Linked DNA regions of Homo sapiens: region 1 is linked to region 2. Evidence: chromatin contacts called from ENCODE Hi-C or POLR2A ChIA-PET data. All regions are on one chromosome and are shown on one strand. The core of a region is the stretch at or near the end of the contact, and the rest is flanking DNA. Distances in the headings are between cores, read along the strand shown.

What was found. A loop is a pair of places that touch in the nucleus more often than their neighbours do. ChIA-PET counts read pairs that join two places held with the same protein, here RNA polymerase II (POLR2A). Pooled maps may share reads with other maps.
Region 1: a map of CD8-positive, alpha-beta T cell shows a loop between it and region 2 (9-fold over the local background). The contact joins the promoter of KIF5C here to the promoter of RBM43 in region 2. A Hi-C loop is called at or near these places in 4 of 168 maps with a recorded cell type or tissue (CD4-positive, alpha-beta T cell, CD4-positive, alpha-beta memory T cell, CD8-positive, alpha-beta T cell and 1 more) and 7 of 50 pooled maps. POLR2A ChIA-PET finds 5 or more read pairs at or near these places in 1 of 52 experiments (T-cell).

Annotation. Positions count from the first base shown.
Region 1 is chr2:148,873,844-148,876,543 of GRCh38, forward strand. KIF5C (kinesin family member 5C) reads left to right here and starts at 1,384. Exons shown (of 26, transcript NM_004522.3): 1 at 1,384-1,900. The coding sequence starts at 1,775. It overlaps KIF5C-AS1 (KIF5C antisense RNA 1), which reads right to left. Exons shown (of 4, transcript XR_001739733.2): 4 at 1-2,352. RefSeq lists a silencer at 1,208-1,677 and enhancers at 2,050-2,628, 2,629-2,700.
Region 2 is chr2:151,260,483-151,263,182 of GRCh38, forward strand. RBM43 (RNA binding motif protein 43) reads right to left here and starts at 1,381. Exons shown (of 4, transcript NM_198557.3): 1 at 1,243-1,381. The coding sequence starts at 1,245. RefSeq lists a silencer at 925-1,194 and an enhancer at 1,235-1,464.

The DNA.
Region 1 (2,700 bases), core at 134-2,633, 2.4 Mb before region 2:
CAGTGTATGCAAGGTTCTGGGCATCTTCTGGTGGGCTCAGGGAAACTGAGAATTGGATTGTCCTCTCTAGTATATTATGAAGTTGATCATTTAAGATGATGGGTCTCTGAGCCAGAGCCTGAGAATTACTTAATTTAAAAACAGATGAGAAGGTGGCACCTGGGTCTTTTTAATCTACTTCCACTGCACATGAGGAGATGAAATAGAACTGGTACTACTTACAAGGGTTTATAAAAGTTGATTTTAGTAGGTCTGTCCTCTCAGCTAGGCAGAGAACACTTGTATTTTCAGGTATTACCCGAATTTAAGCAACAGATGTGTTCCTAAAATTAACTAACTTATTTGTTTTATGATCATTTGTTCAGCACCCAATAACATCTAACTTTCAAGAGCTTATCCTATATACATGTCAGGCACCGTGCTAGGTGCTTTAAAAGCATCTGTCTTTTAATTCCCCCAGAAATCACAAGATGATATTATTCCAATGACAGAGATGAGGAAACTGAGTCTTAAGGAAATTAAGACTTCTTAATTTCCTCCGCTCTTAATTTCCTCCGCCTGTTGGTCATACATCTAATAAGTGGCTGAGGTGGGATTCACACTCATGCATTGCTTCTTCCTAGGGTAGAATCCTTATTCAGTATGCTGCCCACTATGTGCTAGATGCTACAGACACAAAGATATCAAGCAGATATCACCACCCAAGTGCAGTGCTAGAGACAGGCACAGCAGATTAGGGGAACATCAAGGAGGGCCACCAACTCTTTATAGGTGTTTAGTGAGCTGGGAAAGTCTGAGGAAGGAGGGTTGAGCTAGGTCTTAGAGGAAAAGGAAGTTCTGGAAAAATAGAGTGGACACTCAGTTGTTCTGCCAGCCCGGCACCATGTCTGGGAATACCATCCCTCTTCTTTTGGGAACCTTCCCACCAAGGGATTCCTCCATAATCTTACAAAATCCCTGATTCTGGTTGATTGGTTTAGCACTAGATGCCAACCTAAACCAAGGCCAATCAAACCCAAACTCTGAACAGACATCCATCCTTATCTAGTGGTAGAAGTTGAAGGATGAAACCCAGGGGCTATTGGGAGCTGTTTCCCAAGTGATTTTCTTTTGGGATCAGGATGATCCAGACCCAGTTATCTAGAGATTTTAACCGGAAATATTGGATATGACCTCCATCCGGTTCCGGCTTGGGCAGCCAGACCGGACTTGCAGGCTCTTGGAGGTCGCATCCTGTCCTTCCCCCGGCAGGTAGAGTGACTACAAGTCCCGGGATGCGCAGCGCTCGGAGTCGGGCGGGGGCCGGGCGGACCTCTACGGTGACGTCACCGTCCCGGGGCGGGCCAGGGGAGGGCGGGGCGGAGGGGCGGGTCTCAAGGCGGCAGAGCGCGCTGGTGCTGATGCAGGATGGCTGAGCGCGCAGGAGCCCGGGAGGTCTGAGCCGGGCGAGGCTCGCTCCCTGCGCATCGCCTCCTCCGCCCGCCGCGTGGTCGCGGGCAGGTGGGCCGGGGGGCGCTGGGCAGGGGCGGGGCAGGGCCAGGGCAGGCCGGTCTGCAGCCGGAGGGGCCGGAGCGGAGAAGCTGCCCACCTTCCCGGGCTCGGAGCGGCCGGGGCTGCTCAGCCGGCCGGGCTCGCGATGACCTGCTGAGAAGCGTCGTCGGAGGCTGCAGGAGGCGGCCTAGCTGTGGGCGGTGCAGCTCGCGGCCTCCTCCCTCGTCGTTCCCGGCCCCGGCCCCCCACCCATCCCCGTGCCCCCTCCCTACCGCCGGCCGAGATGGCGGATCCAGCCGAATGCAGCATCAAAGTGATGTGCCGGTTCCGGCCCCTCAACGAAGCGGAGATCCTCCGCGGGGACAAATTCATCCCCAAATTTAAAGGCGATGAGACCGTGGTGATCGGGGTAAGTGGCTGGGGCGTCTGCCTTCCCTGCTGCTCCGCGCCGCAGCTGGGCGCCCCGACGCCCCAGACGCAGCGGAGGTGTTTAGGCCGCCCCCTCGGACATTCCCGCGGGGCTGGCCTCTCGGGTGGACCTGACCAGAGACCCCTCGCCCCGCGCACTATGGTTCCCTCCCGGGCGGGTGGAGAGGCGGCCGGGAGCGGCGGGCCGGGCGGGGGTGGCGGGGGTGGGGATGGGGGGCGAAGACGGGCTCGGCGCCGCCATTGTTCGCCGGGTGGGGGCCCGGGTGGGCCCATTGTTCCCCACGCTCGCCTCGCCGCGTGGGTAGTGTGTTCGGGTGACCCTCAAGCCGGGTGCCCAGGCCCCCTTTAAAGTGTGAGCTCTGCAACCCGCAAATGCTTCTGGGCATCAATCAATTCGATTTACCAAACGCCTTGCCTCTTCTTCTCACGACCCTAGCAAAAAAGAAAGAAAAAGGGGTACAGGAAAATTTCTAGTCGCGTCTCGGAGCTCCCGCGGCAGTGTAGACGCGGCTCCCCGCGGTGTTACACCTGGCTCCGCGCGCGGAAGGCGGAGGGTTGGGGGAGTACTGGTGGCCTCGGTGTCCCCTGGAGGCCTGGTGTGTCTCCCGCTTCCTCTCACGCCTGGCTGCCCTGGATGTGGAGTCCCGGCTTGATCCCTCCCCTCTGGGATGACCTCCCTCCCATGTCTGCAGACCCTCTGATGCGCCTCACGCTGGGTGGAGAGGAGGCTGTGTCCACATCTGTGGGGCGAGGGGGCTCAGAGCGCAGTAGCCCCCTGTG
Region 2 (2,700 bases), core at 131-2,630:
AGTACTAATACCATATTTCTTTATTCGAATGTCTACTGGTAATTTATCTTTAAAATCAAAGAAACTTCTCCCTGAACCAGTATTTTTAGAAGAAAAAAACATAAAGATGTAAATTTTGTTTGGTAAGAACTAGTTTCTATGAATCATCTAATGAATTAGTACTTCAATGACTTGCCAATATTTGTCCTTAACTCCCTTTCATAGGTTGGAGAAAGTATGGCTAACATAGATAATTTTACTGAGGTCAATTATGAATAATGAGGGTTGTTCATCTCTTCTACCCACGATTAAGATAAAGAAATGCCTAGAGAAAGACAGTCCTTTCAAGGACTTTGAAACGAGCAGCTTTTAGCCAAGACATACTAACGTGATGGCGCATTTCCTTGCATCAGTATTGTGTTATAACAGACTTGGCCATCTTATCAGAAAGCAAAAAGTATATAGCAAAACTTTACTTTTGTAAGTAAGGCATTGGGAAGAAACAGAAGATTCATTGACTGCATTTGTTTATATTGATTTTCTCAAAATCAGTTGTTTATTTTCAATGACGACGCCTCTACCGCCACCAGGTCAACAAAAACGTACTTGCTTTTGCATTTCCGGGACTCTAGCATTTCAGAGCAGGAATTAAAGGCCTTGCCAAGGCTTTTAAGCGATTGATGGAAACAAAACAAAACACAGAAGGATAAATTTTGAATTTGCTAAGACAAGAATTCGCACCAAGGCAGACATAAGACATGAGGATGTCTTCCTGACTTGCGTCCTTGGCTCGAATCGTTCTTATTAGCCCTTTTCAAAAGGCAGCTGTGACCTCCATTTCTGGCTAATCAGGCCACTTTTGTTCCCCCCGAGGCGTGGGAGGACAACAGTTAAGCCCTAACAGCCTGCGAAGCAGCTCCTCGACGAACGGCGGCGTCCCCGTCGCCTGGGCAGTGGGTGTGGGAGGTGACAGCCTAGTCCTGAGCCTCTGGAGCGGGCCTATACTGCACCGCCGTACGTGAATTTCAGGAGCGCGCAATGCCGCCACCTGGGAAGGGTGCAGCGAGGCTGACCTGAGTTTGCCCGCCGGGGTGGACGGCTCTCCGGGGCCCCCGGGGTCCCTGGGGCCCCTCCGTGCGCCGCCCCCTCCCGCGCAGCCCTGCACCCTGGCCCGTCGCGCCCGGTTCCGCGCCCTTCTAGGGGACCATGGCGACGGTACAGGCACGGACCTGCACCGCAAAACCCAAAGCAAAAGCAACTTGCCATGGCGGAGGGGAGACGCGCCCTCAGCGGCCGCAGAAAGCCCACAACCAGCGGAACGCAGGCGATGGGGAGAGGAGCGAGCAGGCAGGTTTTGGTTTCGTTTTTTGTTCCAGCTCCCTTGGAGGCTACGAAGAAAAGGGCGGTCCTTCCACCCGATCCGGCTGTTCTGCGACCTCGTGGCCTCTGAGTGGGAGCTCGGACTCAGGAGTGCTGTTGCCAGCGCCTGCCCAGACGCCCTCCGTAGTTTTGCAACTTGTGGAAGCACTCTGGAGAGAGGCCGAGAGGATTCCTCGACAGGAAATTTGGGAATTCTCTGGGTGATGCATCAGTGATTGCAATTTTGTTTTTACCCGTTTTGCTAAGCAGCAGCAACAACGGCAGAGTTGATTTAAAAAAAGAAAAAACGCAAAAAGGGAAAACACATAGTAGGTGGTGGCCGCTTCCTGTGTTGATACTGGGGGGCTACGCTTTTCCTAACATCAATCATCTCGTAGTTGCAGAGAGCCCTAGATGTCATGATAGTTTTGAATCGCATGCATTATCATGTAAGGGAGTTAAATATCTTGCATGCATGCTCTCTTCTGTGTTTATATATTCGATGCCATGAAATTGAAGGGCATGTGGCTAAAACCTTTTTACTACATGAAACTTTACAACACTTTTGAAAACATTTCAATTTGGTTGATGCGCACTGTAATATTTCTCCAGATAACTGTCCAAAATTTTCCATGGAGAAGGCTTTTATCCTCATTAGTTGCTGGCCTCAAACTAACCATCTAGGATATTAAACTTCTGCCAGAATTTTACATCCAGCTACCTTTACTTTTTAGAACGTATTCTCTATCATGTTATTGATATCAATTTCTACTTCACACAGATGGTTTTTTACAACAGCAAATCAAGTTTTTCTAACATCAGTTTTAAAAAGCCCTGCACTCAGTGAAATCTGGATGTCTTTCCTACGCCCTTATTATCTGTCCAGACTTCTTCCCCTTCCCCCACCGCTCACCTGGGCCTTTTCCTCTGCACAACCTACCCCAGTTCCCCAACCCCCACCTCAACCCCCAACGCCGTGTTGGTCACCTTCCCAGCCCAGACCAGGAGCCCTCTTGGACCTCTGCCGGGTGCTAAGGACACAGGATGAGAGCGCCAGGTCCCTGCCAGCAGAGAGCTCACCACCTTGTCCATGCCTTAGCACAGGAACCCCGAATGGCGCCTGTGGGGACACAGGGAATCTCTGGACAAACTTCAAAATCAAATCAATGAATGCATGAAGAACAAAGGTAGATGGCTAGCAGATATGAAGAAACCCAATCCCACTCCTAAGAAATGTAAATTGAAATAATAAGATACCATTTTTCACAACTAGATCTGCAAAACCAGAAAGTGTTAGCCTGAATGTAAGCATCAGAGTTGCTGCAAGCATAGATGGATGCAAATACTTCTAAAGATTTTTAT